2 separate regions of the Homo sapiens genome follow, and region 2 is linked to region 1. A link is a contact called in ENCODE Hi-C or POLR2A ChIA-PET data. All regions are on one chromosome and are shown on one strand. Each heading gives the region's core, a stretch centred on a gene start or an enhancer-like site at or near the end of the contact. The rest is flanking DNA. Distances are from core to core; before and after follow the strand shown. Region 1 overlaps LOC124900167 (a long non-coding RNA gene). Region 2 has its middle 66 kb from the start of COQ2.

Region 1 (6,818 bases), core at 1,116-3,615:
TTCTATTTTGAAGTTCAATACTTGGAAAACTTAAGCAGCTATGTCAGGCTCAAGGTCAGGTGAGCTATAGTCAACGTCTGTGCTCTTCCATTCTACCAAGTCCCCTGTCTTTTGGAAGGTGCCGAGACCAGCTCAGTTGGGGAGACCCTAACCCAATGGTGCTAGAGGAATTAAAGACACACACACAGAAATATAGAGGTGTGAAGTGGGAAATCAGGGGTCTCACAGCCTTCAGAGCTGAGAGCCCTGAACAGAGATTTACCCACATATTTATTAACAGCAAGCCAGTCATTAGCATTGTTTCTATAGATGTTAAATTAACTAAAAGTATCCCCTATGGGAAACGAAGGGATGGGCCAAATCAAAGGAATAGGTTGGGCTAGTTAACTGCAGCAGGAGCATGTCCTTAAGACACAGATTGCTCACGCTATTGTTTGTGGCTTAAGAATGTCTTTAAGCAGTTTTCCACCCTGGGCGGGCCGGGTGTTCCTTGCCCTCATCCCGTAAACATACAACCTTCCAGCTTGGGTGTTAGGGCCATTATGAACATGTTACAGTGCTGCAGAGATTTTGTATATGGCTAGTTTTGGGGCCAGCTTATGGCCAGATTTTGGGGGGCTTGCTCCTAACTGGAAGTTTTATTCTCAGCAGTTACTATTTATTGACTCCCTGGGGTCTTGCGCTGGGCTCTGTTTTTCTGAGCCAATCTGAGCTATCCAGATGGGATCAGGTAAAACAGCTGAGTAAGTCTCTCCTTGGCGTTCCAGGGCTCTTAATTCCCCCTATTTCCAGCCCCTCCTTTGCCCTCTGTATGCCTCCTTCTGGCATTCAGCCACCTACCAAATAATTCCATGGGTCGCATCAACCCACCAGCCCCTCATTAGAGATTAACCTAATTTCTGGAACAAGAAAGTAAAATAAAGTCAGTGGAAAAGGCCCTACTTTTTGTCACCTGTGTTAGGCCATAGCCAGGGAAAGGATCCCTTCCTCTTTATACATTGAAAGTGGAGAAAGGTTAGTTTCATACCAGTAGTTGGCTTCTGGACTCCTACATCTCCTGCAGCCTCCCAGATCCCTTCAGATCTGTTCCTTTCAAGGACCTCCCTTGTTCTTGAGCTTCTCCAGAAGCCAGAAACCCCACAGTAAGCCCTTTAGTCCTGCAACTGAGTGTGTATTTAGGGCCAATTCCCTCCCCTACTCCCACAGAACCTCTGGGTCTCCCAGAATTCATAAGTCTCTGCATCAGGATAAGATTCTGCCTCATCTACCAATGGTGTCATTTCTGAAATTTTAGCCAAAAGAATGAAAACTCTCAGTTATAAGGAAATTAAAAAATGATTATGTGTAGTTGAAGATATGGCATTTCCTAATTTAAGCTACACAATTTATATAAACAAAGTGTACTCCAAAACATTTTTCTTCATGTTAAAAATGGTGCTCATGCTTGATAATGCTTAAATTAGGAGTCCTCTCAGGAGTATTTGTGTTTTTCATAGCACAAGACTTGGAAAGTTTCTGACACTGGCAAAGTTTAGTTATCCTCCTTTCATCAAGCAAGTCAAAGGGACTTGGCTCACTAAAACATTTGTGAGGGGAAGAGATAAAAAGCAGAGGGTAAACTGGGTCTATCGATGCCTCCATTGTCTTCCATCATTAACCTCTCCAGTAACCTAATTTATTAAGCTTCTTCTCTACTTTTGTCCTATAATTTATTAAACTGGTGTCAGGCATACATGGTTCTAGAGGAAGACTGCCCTTTCACACCCAGACCCTCTATGCGTGCCCTCTGAAGCTCTTCACAATGTGACCTACCCTATTTCTTCAGTCCTTTTGATTTCTACTTCCATAAGTTATCCCATCACTACTCAGCAAGCAGCCCCTCTATATCTATTCCTGCTGTCAGTTACCGTCTCCTGTCTTCCTCTTTACCTGTTAACATCCCATCCCTAGTGCCCATCCACCAGGAAGCCATTTCTAACCTTCCATGTTGGATTTGCCTTTCCCTCCTCTGAACTTGCAAACCCCTTTCCAGATGTGGTGGAGAACCCTCTGGTCTGGCGCTCAGGACACTAGGATATCATTACAGCACTGATACTTGGCTCCCTCTGTGCTTTTTCTCTAAATGACAATGATACTATTTTCACTTCCTCCTTCCCACGGTTATTAAAAATATACAGGAATCTATACTAATAGCAGACATGAGATTTATATACGTGTATTCTGAGCATGTACACCTTTTCTTTTGACTTATTTGTAGGTTTTTTTTGAGGACAGGTAACTGGACCTCAGTCATCTTTGTGTCCCCCAAAGATAATGGCCTACACATAGCCTAGAAAATAGTAGGTGCTCAATACAATTGTATTTATTTATACCAGTGGTTTTCAACCATGGGTGATTTGCACCTCCCATCCGCCCTGCCCCACCCAACCACCACCTGCCTGAGACATATGGCAATGTCTAGTAACAGTTTTAGTTTCTACAATTCAGGGAGATGGCAGAGAATTGCTACTGGCATCTAGTGGGTAGAGGCCAGGGAAGCCGCTAAGCATCCTACAATGCACAGGACAGGCCCTGCCTTCCCTAACTTTCAACAAGAAGTTATTCGGCCCAATGGTGGCAAGGCTGAGAAACTCTGATTTATACCCTTGATCTTAAGGAGATTTGAGCCATTTACAAACTCACATATGCAATAAGATACCAAATGCAAAATGAAGAAATCAGGCACAGGAAAAATAAAGCCTAGAGCAGCTTTAGTGCGTGCTTTAAGGTTCCTATACAATGCTAGACATCACTGCACATTAGACCCTGAGCTTCTGATCAGGCAAAGCAAAGAGGGAACACAAATATTTAGGAGATTGGCCATGTCCATAAAAGACAAACAAATTAAAACCTAGAGAAATTTCTCGTCAAAATGGAGGTGATGCATGAAAAAGAGTGATCTAAGCCTTTAACAGTAGTTCTATAATAACTAGAACAGACATTTCCTAATGTAGGCTTAAAGAGTATGGAGGGATTACAGTATGAGCACTGAAAGTAACGTATGAGAAGCTAAAATGATCCCATCCAAGTACTTATCTGTCTGATAATCTGAGATAATTCAAGATTAAAAATCAGATTTTTAAAGACTTTTTTGATACAGAGTCTTGCTCTGTGATCCAGGCTGGAGTGCAGTGGTGCCATCTCAGCTCACTGCAAACTCCACCTCCTGGGTTCAAGCAATTCTCGTGCCTCAGCCTCCCGAGTGGCTGGAATTACAGGCGTGTGCCACCATGCCTGGCTAATTTTTGTATTTTTAGTAGAGAATGGATTTCACTATGTTGGCCAGGCTGCTCTCCAACAGCTGGCCTCAAATGATCCGCCTGCCTCGGCCTCCCAAAGTGCTGGGATTACAGGTGTGAGCCACAGAACTTGGCCTAAAGATTGTTTAGAGGAGTACAAGGGGGCATGTTCCTTGATAATTCTTCATAAATAGCATTTTTGCCAGCTATTTATGAGGTTTAGTAAGAACTGGGCAGTGGTGAGACTGAGTTAAAAGTCTGGCAAGACCTTGAGTTCAGATTCCCAGCTCAAGCTGCTTATCCATGAGAAGAGGTATGCAGATGGAAAGGTATATAACGTATTGCATTGTTATAAAAATTAAGGAATGGAGTGGGGACACACAGCTGAATAGAAGACCACCCTAGTGTAGCATGGAAGTGAGCTTAAGTCATCTACCTACAGGAAAGTTTGTTTCCCTCAGAAACCACCTCTGGGGCTGCTTCAGCAAGTGACCACATGGCTGATAAAAGTCCCCAAGTTCTGTACCATAGAGCCTGGAAAACTTTTGTAGTAGGTATTACCACCTTCTCCCATGGTAATAAAAGAATGTAACAATACACCTACAGAGTCAAATTTTAAGTACAGAAAGTCCCTCAACTTATATGGGGTGATGTCCAGATAAACTTATTATAAGTAAACAAAATTATTAAGTTGAAAATGCATTTAGTTCAGATAAATTCATCATGAAGTTGGAAAATTGTAAGTGGAATTATTGTAAGTTAGGGACTGTCTGTAATGTAACTTCCTAGTCAATGCTGTAAAGATAAAAGAATTGCAATATGGAACCTTAGATATTATAATAAGTTGATCTTCTAAAAATACTAATTGGCCCTATTCTGCTTCTGAACCATTTGATCTGGTTGTAGAGATTGAGTGAGTGATCTGGAATTGGTATTTTTAAGGCTTCCCAGGTAATTACAAAGTGCAGCCAGGGTTGAGAATCACCACATTAAAGGAAATGATGATTTTTGAGTATTGAATTAGTCCAACTTGAGTCTTTTATACAATAATAAAATACATTTCCTCTCAACTTCAAACTTCATGTACCACTTAAATTTTCTCCCCAAACACGTATAATTTAAAAAAATTAAGCCAAGGGGAACACTCATTCTATGGCATAGAATGAGGTGTTGCTTGGTTCTAAAAATGAATGAATGAATGAATGAATGAATGAATAATATGCTCAATGAAGAAAATCTGAGAATTACCAAAATATCAAAACAAAAAACCTCTAGCAATTCCACCATACAAAGCTTAACTACTTGTGACATTTTCAATGTATGTCTTTCCATTTAATCCATTAAAACAGTAATTAGTGTGTAGGACCAGTTTTTAATGAGGATATTCCCAATTGAGGCAATAAAACCATTTCTCCTGCAATGTGGAGAAGGCTGCTTTCCTTTCTGTTTGTTTTACATGGAGAGCAAGCATTCATCTCTTTTAAAACTGGTATCCAATTATGCTGTAGCTCAGAATTACCTAATTAGTTGAGATGCCCCCACCATGACTCTTGAGTTTGTGTGACAGGGTAGAGTCTGTCTAAGAAAGTCAAGAGTTTGAGTTCATCCCAAGGGCTGAAATACTATTGGTTTAATGAATGAATCTTTGAGTTACCTTAAAAGTCCCAATTTATATGCAGATATCCTAAAAGCCCTCGACTAAAAGTAGGTTTCTTACCTAGGCAATGACTTACTTCCCCAGACTCACGTTTTGCCTTTATTCTGTTTCTTCACATCTTTCTTGGAACTATTTGTCTCCAATAGGAGCTAAACAGAGAGGAATCCCAAAAGGAGAAGAGGGTACCCACCAGCCCCCAGAATTGCAGAGGGCTCAGCTCTAACCATGCTTAGCATGTCTGGTATCTGGCCATGTTCAGAGAATAGTCCTTTAGATGTCTCACATTTAACATCTTGGCTAAAAGAGCCAGAACACCTGTAAAGTGCAGCACTGTATTTTAAATCTCGCTGTGACTCAAATGTGAATTGGAATTGCCTGTTCTTCAAATAATGTGGGCTGAAGATCACTTAGCTGGTGAGAATCCAGCTAACAGCTGCATTCACTTTGGTACAAAATGACTCAAAGGGACTTGGTTGGCCAGGCACAGTGGCTCACACCTGTAATCCCAGCAATTTGGGAGGCCGGGGTGGGAGGATTGCTTGAGCCAAGGATGTTCAAGACCAGCCTGGGCAAGATGGCAAGATCTCATCTCTAAATAAATAAATAAATAAATAATTTTTTAAAAAGGGACTTGGTCAATTTTTTTTCTTTTCTTTTTTTTTTTTTTTTTTTTTGAGATGGAGTCTCACTCTGTCCCCCAGGCTGGAGTGCAGTGGCACAATCTTGGCTTACTGCAAACTCTGCCTTCCAGGTTCATGCCATTCTCCTGCCTCAGCCTCCCGAGTGGCTGGGACTACAGGCGCCCGCCACCACGCCCGGCTAATTTTTTGTATTTTCAGTAGAAACGGGGTTTCACCGTGTTAGCCAGGATGGTCTCGATCTCCTGACCTCGTGATCTGCCCGCCTTGGCCTCCCAAAGTGCTGGGATTACAGGCGTGAGCCACCGCGCCCTGCCTTTTGTTTCTTTTTTTAACTTTTTCAGTGAAAAGTCAACTTTGTTAAATTATTTTAAATTTTGTTTTGCTGTAGATAGGGGAAAGGGTTCCTTTCAAAATGCCAACAACTTGTACTAGGGATGGAAGTCAAGAGAGCTAAGATAGCCTCAGCCATAAAACTGGTGGTAAAAATTTACAGAATGTTGAATTTGGGTGGTGTTTATAATCTATAACTCTAACAAGTCCCAATCTAATATTTTATAAGAAGACTACAAAACTGTTCAGTGAGTGCTCTAGCCAGTATAAATGGATCTCAAAACTTCAATAAACATGCAATTATCTTGTGGCTGTGAAACAGATGTTGATAAATTTCCTTTAGGAAAAGGGCAGCATCCTAGGCAAACACTTGATTATGAAATATTTCTTTTTCCCAAAAGCCTCCAGATGCATTCTTCCCAAACATGGTGTATATTTGGGAAGAGACAGCCATTAAGTGTCTTTGTCTCTGACTTCATTGCCCCACATTTGTCTCTGTCTTCACTCCCCCAAGGAAAACCTGTGTGTTTCCACACAGTGTTACATGCTAACTGCTCAATACAACTGATGGCCACTTCTCAAGTGTCTGCCCAGTCCTCAGGGATTCCTCTGAGTTTTATGAATACCTTCAAGTGCTCTTAGCGTTGTTCTTAGGGGTTAGGTTGTTCTTAGGGTTGGATTTCCCAGGTAACGGAAGCACAGCCTTAGGACACTCAAAAAGCTAGGGCAATAAAATAAAATAAAAATGTGGAAAAATATGTAGCTCCTCCCTCCTCAAGTAAATGTCATCTTTAAGGAAAGTAATCACAATTATATTGGACTTCTTTACACTTATTTACTTATTTACATATGGAAAGTTATAGATGGGTAGCACATCACACAGTGTTCAGTGTGTTTAAGGCTTCTAAAGAC
Region 2 (7,101 bases), core at 517-3,016, 42 kb after region 1:
AGTACTAGCCCAAACAATTAGGTAAGAAAAAGAAATAAAAGGCACTCAAATTAGAAAGGAAGAAAAAAATTATATATGTTTGCAAATAATATAATCTTATTTGTAGAAAATCTGAAATATTCCAGAAAAATAAAAAACTGTTAGAACTAATACATTTAGCAAAGTTGGAGGATACAAATTCAGCGCACAAAAATCAGTTGCATTTTTAAAGACTGACAATGAGTAATCTGAAAAAAGTTAATAAAACAATCCCATTTACAACAGCATCAAATAAATAAAATACTTATCCAAGAAAGTGAAAGGCATATAGTAAACTGTAAAACATTGCTAAATGAAATTAAATAAGACACAAACAGAAAGACATCTCATGTTCAGGGATTGGAAGCATTAAAATATCCATACTACACAAAGCAATATACAGATCCAATGCAATGCTTATCAAAGATTCCAATGTCATTGTTTATAGAAATAGAAAAAAAATACTAAAATCCATATAGAATCTCAAAAATAGCCAAAACATCTTGAGAAAGGAAAACAAGGCTGGAAGCCTCACACTTCCTGATTTTAAAGCATTACAGAGGTAGGGTAATTAAAACAGAATGTCACTGACATAAAGACAGACATATAGACCAATGGTACAGAATAAGGAGCCCAGAAATAAACTCTCATGTATATCATCAAATGATCTTTGACAAGAGTGTCAAGACAACACAATGGGGAAAGGATAGTTTCTCAACAAATGGAATTGGGAAAACCGGATATCCACCTGCAAAAGAATGAAATTGGACTCTTGACTGTACAAAAATTAACTGAAAATGTATTAAAGACCTAAATGTAAGACCTGAAGCTATAAAACTCTTAGGAGAAAATATAGGAGGAAATCTTCATGACATTGGATTTGGCAATGATGTCTAGTGTATGACACAAAAGCACAGGTGACAAAAGCAAAAATAGCAAGTGGGACTGCAAAAACTTCTGTGCAGGAAAGGAAACAATCAACAGAGTGGAAAGGCAACCTGCAGAATGGGAGCAAATATCTGTAAACCATAGATCTGATAAGGAGTTAATATCCAGAATATATAAAGAACTCCTACAACTCAACCACATAAAAATAAATAATTCGATTAAAAAATAGGCAGGCTGGGTACAGTGGCTCATGCCTGTAATCCCAGCACTTTGGGAGGTGGAGGCAGGCGGATCACCTGAGGTCAGGAGTTCGAGACCAGCCTGACCAACATGGAGAAACCCCGTCTCTACTAACAATACAAAATTAGCTGGGTGTGGTGGCGCATGCCTGTAATCCTAGCTACTCAGGAGGCTGAGGCGGGAGAATCGCTTGAACTCAGGAGGCAGAGGTTACAGTGAGCTGAGATTGTGCCATTGCACTCCAGCCTGGGCAACAAGAGTGAAACTCCGTCTCAAAAAAAAAAAAAAAAACCAAAAAAACAAATTAATTGCAGCTTTTGCCATTTTTTTTTAAATATGGAAACCACAATTACTTTTGCAGCAATCTAATAAAGTAGTCAAACTCCTAGAAACAGAAAGTGAATGGTGGTTAACAGGGGCTGGGGGAGAGGGGAATAGGAAGTTCTTTAATAGGTGTTTCTGTATGGGAAGATTAAAAAGTTCTGGAGATAGACCATGGTGATGATAGCACAACATGTGAATGTACTTACTGCCACTGAATGGTGCACTTAAAAATGGTTAAGATGGGTCCTGGGCAGGGTGGCCCACTCCAAGGCCTGGGTGCAGTGGGAGGGTCCTGACGTGGTGTCCCTAGAGGCCCTCCCTGCCCCTTTCTCCCCCTGAAAGGCGTGTGTCCCCTCTCTGTACCTCGCTGGAAGCCCAGCCGCTGGCGCAGCACGTGTTCCTGGCATACCAGGCTCACGTGCATGTTAGTGAGCCACAAGATGCAGGGATGGAGAAGAAAGCCTTCGCCTACCAGTAGCTGCCTGCTAGGCACCAGGGGATGGGCTGATTTGCTCCAGAATGAATCCACATCAGGAATAGCAGTTACAATTGAGGCCGCCACCTGATTAAGTCTGTAGTAATCTCTCATTCTCCAGATCTGCCTGTCTTCTGCAAAGGCCAAACAGGCCAAGTGAGGACACCTTGAGATGGTGGACCCCCGCCAGCTGGGAAGAGGACCCTCACCTGACCATGCTGATGCTCTGATTGCAGACTTCCAACCTCCAGAACTGTGAGAAAATAAATATTTGTTGCTTAAACCACACACAAAATGGGCTAAGATGGTGAATTTTATGTATATTTTCCCACAGATACACACATACACACAAGATATACTTGAACAACACCCGCGGGGATTCTGATTAATCTGGGGCTTGGGAAAATGCATTTCAAATATGCGACTGAGGTGGTTTTGATAGGGGTAAACAAGAAGTGAAAGAAACAGGAAGATGAACTGTTACCCGTAATGTGAGAAACCTATGAGGAAGCTGAACCACCCTGTGGGGTTCTGTCACTGGGAGTGACTTCCTGGTGTTCTGCTGAGCTACTCATTTTTCACTGTTTTGGTTATTGAGGTTGAACTGCTTGAATGAAAGGTGCGATACTGGGCTCTGGGTGGGGAGAGCAAAATCTGTTAATCTCAGGGGAGATGATCAAATACAAGAAGTGCAGAACTGAAGCTCTCAAAGGGACCTTGGTAACTTCTAGCAGCTCAGCTCTCCACTTCCTCCTCTGTGCAGTGGGAAAATGAAGCCCAGTTTACGTGTTGTTATTATAGAGACCAAATGAGATAAAAGGTGTGAAAGTGTTTTTTACTTTTTAATCAATTACTCAGTTTACTCATAGGGTGAGTGCTTAAATATGGGCTCCATAAAGGGTCAGGGCAAAAGTTCTCAACCCCGAGTACATATTAACATTACTTGAGGAGCTTTGAAAAATACCCAGATTGACCTCCTCCCCTCCACGATTCTCAGTCCACTGGTCTGGGGAGGGCACCGAGTTTGGGCATTTTTTAAAAATCTCTCAGGTTTTTCTACTGGCAGCCAGGCTTGAGCACTACCCCTCTATTAGTGGTGAATTCTAAGTGGTAAAACGGGAAAGGCTTAATCAAGAAGGACTTGTTTGAGCTAGACCTTATGTAAGATTTGAGGAATAATATTTTGGGACTAGGTAGTATATATACACACTATAAAATTTAGAAGTCTAAAAGGATTTATCATGAAAAGTGTATCTTCTCTGTCCTTCTCTCTGGAGGGGAGTCAGCAACTCTGACCAGCTCTCTTTATTTTTATTTTTTTGAGACAGGGCCTCACTCTGTCACCCAGGACCCAGGCTAGAGTGCAGTAGTGTGATCATAGCTCACTGTAGCCTCGACCTCCCAGGCTCAAGTGATCCTCCTGCCTCAGTCTCCCAAGTAGATGGGACTATGGGTGCACACCACCACGCCCGGATAATTAAAAAAACATTTTTTTTTTGTAGAGATAGGGTCTTCCTATGTTACCAAGGTTGGTCTCAAACTCCTGGGCACAATTGATCCTCCAGTCTCAGCCTCCCAAAGTTCTGGGATGACAGGCCTGAGCCACTGCGGGCGGCCTTGACCAGCTCTCGTTTATAATACTGGAGATACTCTTTACAGTTGCTATTAAGGATCTTGTCAGATTGGTCAGGGGAAAGGAGAGGAAAAGAGCAGGTGTCATTTTCTGTTCCACAACCTTCCACTAGGCACAGAATATCATTTGGATAGGTATAACTTGATTGAGGAAATCCATTTAAGAAAAAAATAGAAAGTTGATTTTCAGAATAGGGCTTTCTTCTTTCCCTCCTCCTCCTCCTCCTTTTCAGTTTCTTTCTTTCTTCCTGTCACAGTAAATTCTGAGCAGCTTGAATTTTTAAAATTTAACTTTTTATTCTGAGGTAATTGTAGATTCACATGCAGTTGGTAAGAAATAGTACCAAGAGATCCCATGTACATTTTGCTTAATTTTAATTCATTTTCATTCCAGTACTAATCAAGATATTTCAGATCAAACTCTCTAGTACTGTTTTGAAAAACTACAACCCAGAATTGAGAGTGAGGTTGCAGGAGAGGGCGGGGCTGTGGAGGAACAACGTGTTTTCGTGTTTTCGGTCTTCCCTCATTGTTTCTGGGAAATCACAACTAACATGCAATGTGCCCGTGGCACAGTCCCAGCTGGGGACTAATTAAGACTCTCTGGCAACAGATGCTGTCCGCTCGTTTATATTAATAATGTCCTCCTTTGTGTGCTGGACATGCCAGGGCAAAGGAGGCCAGCTCGGGGAGAGGCTCTCTACCAAAGTGGAACCAGCAGTTTCTACCTGGGTCCTGACTCCAAGTCAGAATATGAGAAAACACTGCACTTGCCCATTCCAGATCCTGCCTTCCTGGTCTCCAGACTCAGGGAAACTAACAGATGGAGGCAGCAAGCCATTCCTGACTCTCAGGTGTCCACGCTGACTCTGAATGGTTACTGGATTCCTGGATAGCACAAGCCCTCTGTCAAACGTGATTCACAAACACAGATCACATGATGACAGAGTAACTGCGGTCCTTCTCTGCCTCTTCCTTTTTGTACTGCATTGGCAGGAAGGAACACCTGGTCAGAAGCAGGTGGCTGGAAGAAAGAGGTTTTAATCTTTTTCCAGTCCAACTCATCTTCCACAGCAGTCACCTGCATACTGTGTAACAAGTGGCCAATGCATTGAAAATGCAAACCATCAGGCCTGAGATTTTATGGGTAAGAAGGTTGCTGGATTATGCATTTCCCCGCTATGGACGTTTTGGCCCAGTATTTCGTTCTTATGCTTATGTCATTTGTGTTAATATAATACATCTGGATATAATAATACTTGGTATTTTTTTGTCGTGTGTTTTTTGTTTTGTTTTGTTTTTTGTTTGTTTGTTTTTGTTTGAGACAGAGTGTTGCTCTGCCACCCAGGCTGGAGTGCAGTGGCGTGATCTTGGGTCACTGCAACCTCCGCCTCCTGGGTCCAAGCAATTTTCCTGCCTCAGTCTCCTGAGTAGCTGGGATTACAGGCACACACCACCACGCCCAGCTAATTTTTGTATTTTTAGTAGAGACGGGGTTTCATCATGTTGGCCAGGCTGGTCTCCAACTCCTGACCTCAAGTTACCTGCCCGCCTTGGCCTCCCAAAGTGCTGGGATTACAGGTGTGAGCCACTACACCTGGCCTATGTGGTGCTTTTGGTAAGGGATCTGGTACCAACACGTTAGGCTTCATCACATTTGTTAAGGTATTTAAAATATACAACGGAAGAAAGAGTAGAACCCGACCACTAATAAACATGATCCCAGGCTTCTATAATCATGTGAAGTAGAACACTATGCACACATATGAAATTTAGGCACGCTCTTTTCTAAACTGATGATAACTACCATTTGTTAATATATTCTGGGCAGAATGTTAATGTTTTGCATGACTTCATTTAACCCTTACAACAAGTCTATGATATATGCTGTTATTATGTCCATTTTATTGTTGGAGCAACCGATGCCTGCAAAGGTGAAGTTATTGCTCAAGGTCCACATGGCTGGTGGGTGAGGCAGGGTTTGGACCCAAATCTGTCTGGCACTGAAGCAGGGACTCTTTGTCTGTGTTATATATACAGCTAGTGAAGCCTTTGGACCTCTTCTCAGAATACTATTTTCAAATGCAAAAAATAAAATACACAGTACAAAGAAAAGCAATTCTCTGTCACCCAGGCTGGCATGCAGCAGTACGATCTCGGCTCACTGCAACCTCCACCTCCCAGGTTCAAGCAGTTTTTCTGCTTCAGCCTCCTGAGTAGCTGGGACTACGTGCATGTGCCACCACGCCTGGCTCATTTTTGTATTTTTGGTAGAGAAGGGGTTTCTCCATGTTGGGTAGGCAGGTCTCAAACTCCTGGCCTCAAGTGACCCACCCGCCTCGGCCTCCCAAAGTGCTGGGATTACAGGCATGAGCCATGACACCTGGCCTTGAAATACCGAAGTATAGTTTTCAACTGCGGTAGGCAGCCTCAAAGGTGGTCCCTACTCATGGTATTTATTCCTTCATGTAATCTCCTCCCTTTGAGTTGGGGCTGGACCTAGTGACTCACTTCTGATGAACAGAGTATGGGAGAAATGATGGTATGCCACTTCTGAGATTAGGTTCCAGAGAGATTGTGGCTTCTTGAATGCTTTCTCTTGCTCTCTCTTGAGTTGTTCCCACTTGAAGAAGCCAGCTGCCACGTCCTAAGGTAGCTGTAAGGTGGAGAGGTCCATGTGTCTAAGACCTGAGGCCTTCCAACAACCACGTGAGGGAGCTTGGAAGCAGCCCCCACTTTGTGCGGTCTTAGAGAACAGAGGCCCTGGCTGACACCTTGTTACGGCCACGTGACACAACTGGACCCAAAACCACCTGGCTAAGCTGCACCTGCCTTCCAAACCCACAGATAACAAATGTTTGCTGTTTTTAATCACTTGTGAAGTAATTTGCTATGCAGCAATAAATAATATGTCAACCTATTAAAATAAAATAAATTTGGGATATATATGTGGTCTCAGTGAGAAGGCATGTCTGAAATATAGGCAAATTAAAGTTAGATTTTTATATTTTAAGACATATTGGCATGAAGGCTATTGTTCCTTGGCTTGAATAAGAAGATTAGAAAGTGCGACAAACTTTGTCAAGTGTAATAACCACATTTTCTAGTTTCTGTATTTGATATTTGACATCTGGGGCCTTGTGACCCTAGAGAGACTGCCATTCCCAGGGCTAGTCAATACCTAGAGATAATAAATGCTTCACCCACCTGGGAGCGTGCATTTCATATGCAAACCAGCTAGTCCAGAGCTCATACCCAAATCACCTTCTTTTTTTGAGACAGGGTCTCACTCTGTTGCCCAGGCTGGAGTGCAGTGGAGTGATTTAAGTTCACTGCACGCCTGGCTAATTTCTGTATTTTTAGTAGAGACGGGGTATTGCCATGGTGCCCAGGCTGGTCTTGAACTCCTGGAGCTCAACTGATCTGCCTGCCCCGGCCTCCCAAAGTGCTGGCATTACAGGTGTGCACCACTGTGCCCGGCTTCAATCATGTCCTTTATTGTTTTCTTACACTCTAGGCCACTG

What was found. A loop is a pair of places that touch in the nucleus more often than their neighbours do. ChIA-PET counts read pairs that join two places held with the same protein, here RNA polymerase II (POLR2A). Pooled maps may share reads with other maps.
Region 2: a loop to region 1 is called in a map of GM12878, with 5 times the contacts of the local background. The contact joins two enhancer-like sites. A Hi-C loop is called at or near these places in 3 of 168 maps with a recorded cell type or tissue (B cell, GM12878 and astrocyte of the cerebellum), 35 of 37 single-sample maps with no recorded cell type and 7 of 50 pooled maps. POLR2A ChIA-PET finds 5 or more read pairs at or near these places in 8 of 52 experiments (B cell, GM12878, IMR-90 and 5 more).

The regions. Positions count from the first base shown.
Region 1 is chr4:83,172,891-83,179,708 of GRCh38, forward strand. All of the region lies in intron 4 of LOC124900167 (a long non-coding RNA gene), which reads right to left. Among named protein-coding and RNA genes, the nearest start is that of PLAC8, 62 kb to the left of the region's middle. RefSeq lists an enhancer at 1,998-2,047. Within about 2 kb of position 2,366, at least 2 of the 41 ENCODE cell types and tissues checked have a DNase peak (open chromatin) inside an H3K27ac peak, as active enhancers do; they include B cell and GM12878, where a contact is called at or near this core.
Region 2 is chr4:83,215,370-83,222,470 of GRCh38, forward strand. No RefSeq gene overlaps it. Among named protein-coding and RNA genes, the nearest start is that of COQ2, 66 kb to the right of the region's middle. RefSeq lists enhancers at 1,639-1,708, 4,166-4,425, 6,135-6,234. Within about 2 kb of position 1,767, at least 14 of the 41 ENCODE cell types and tissues checked have a DNase peak (open chromatin) inside an H3K27ac peak, as active enhancers do; they include B cell and GM12878, where a contact is called at or near this core.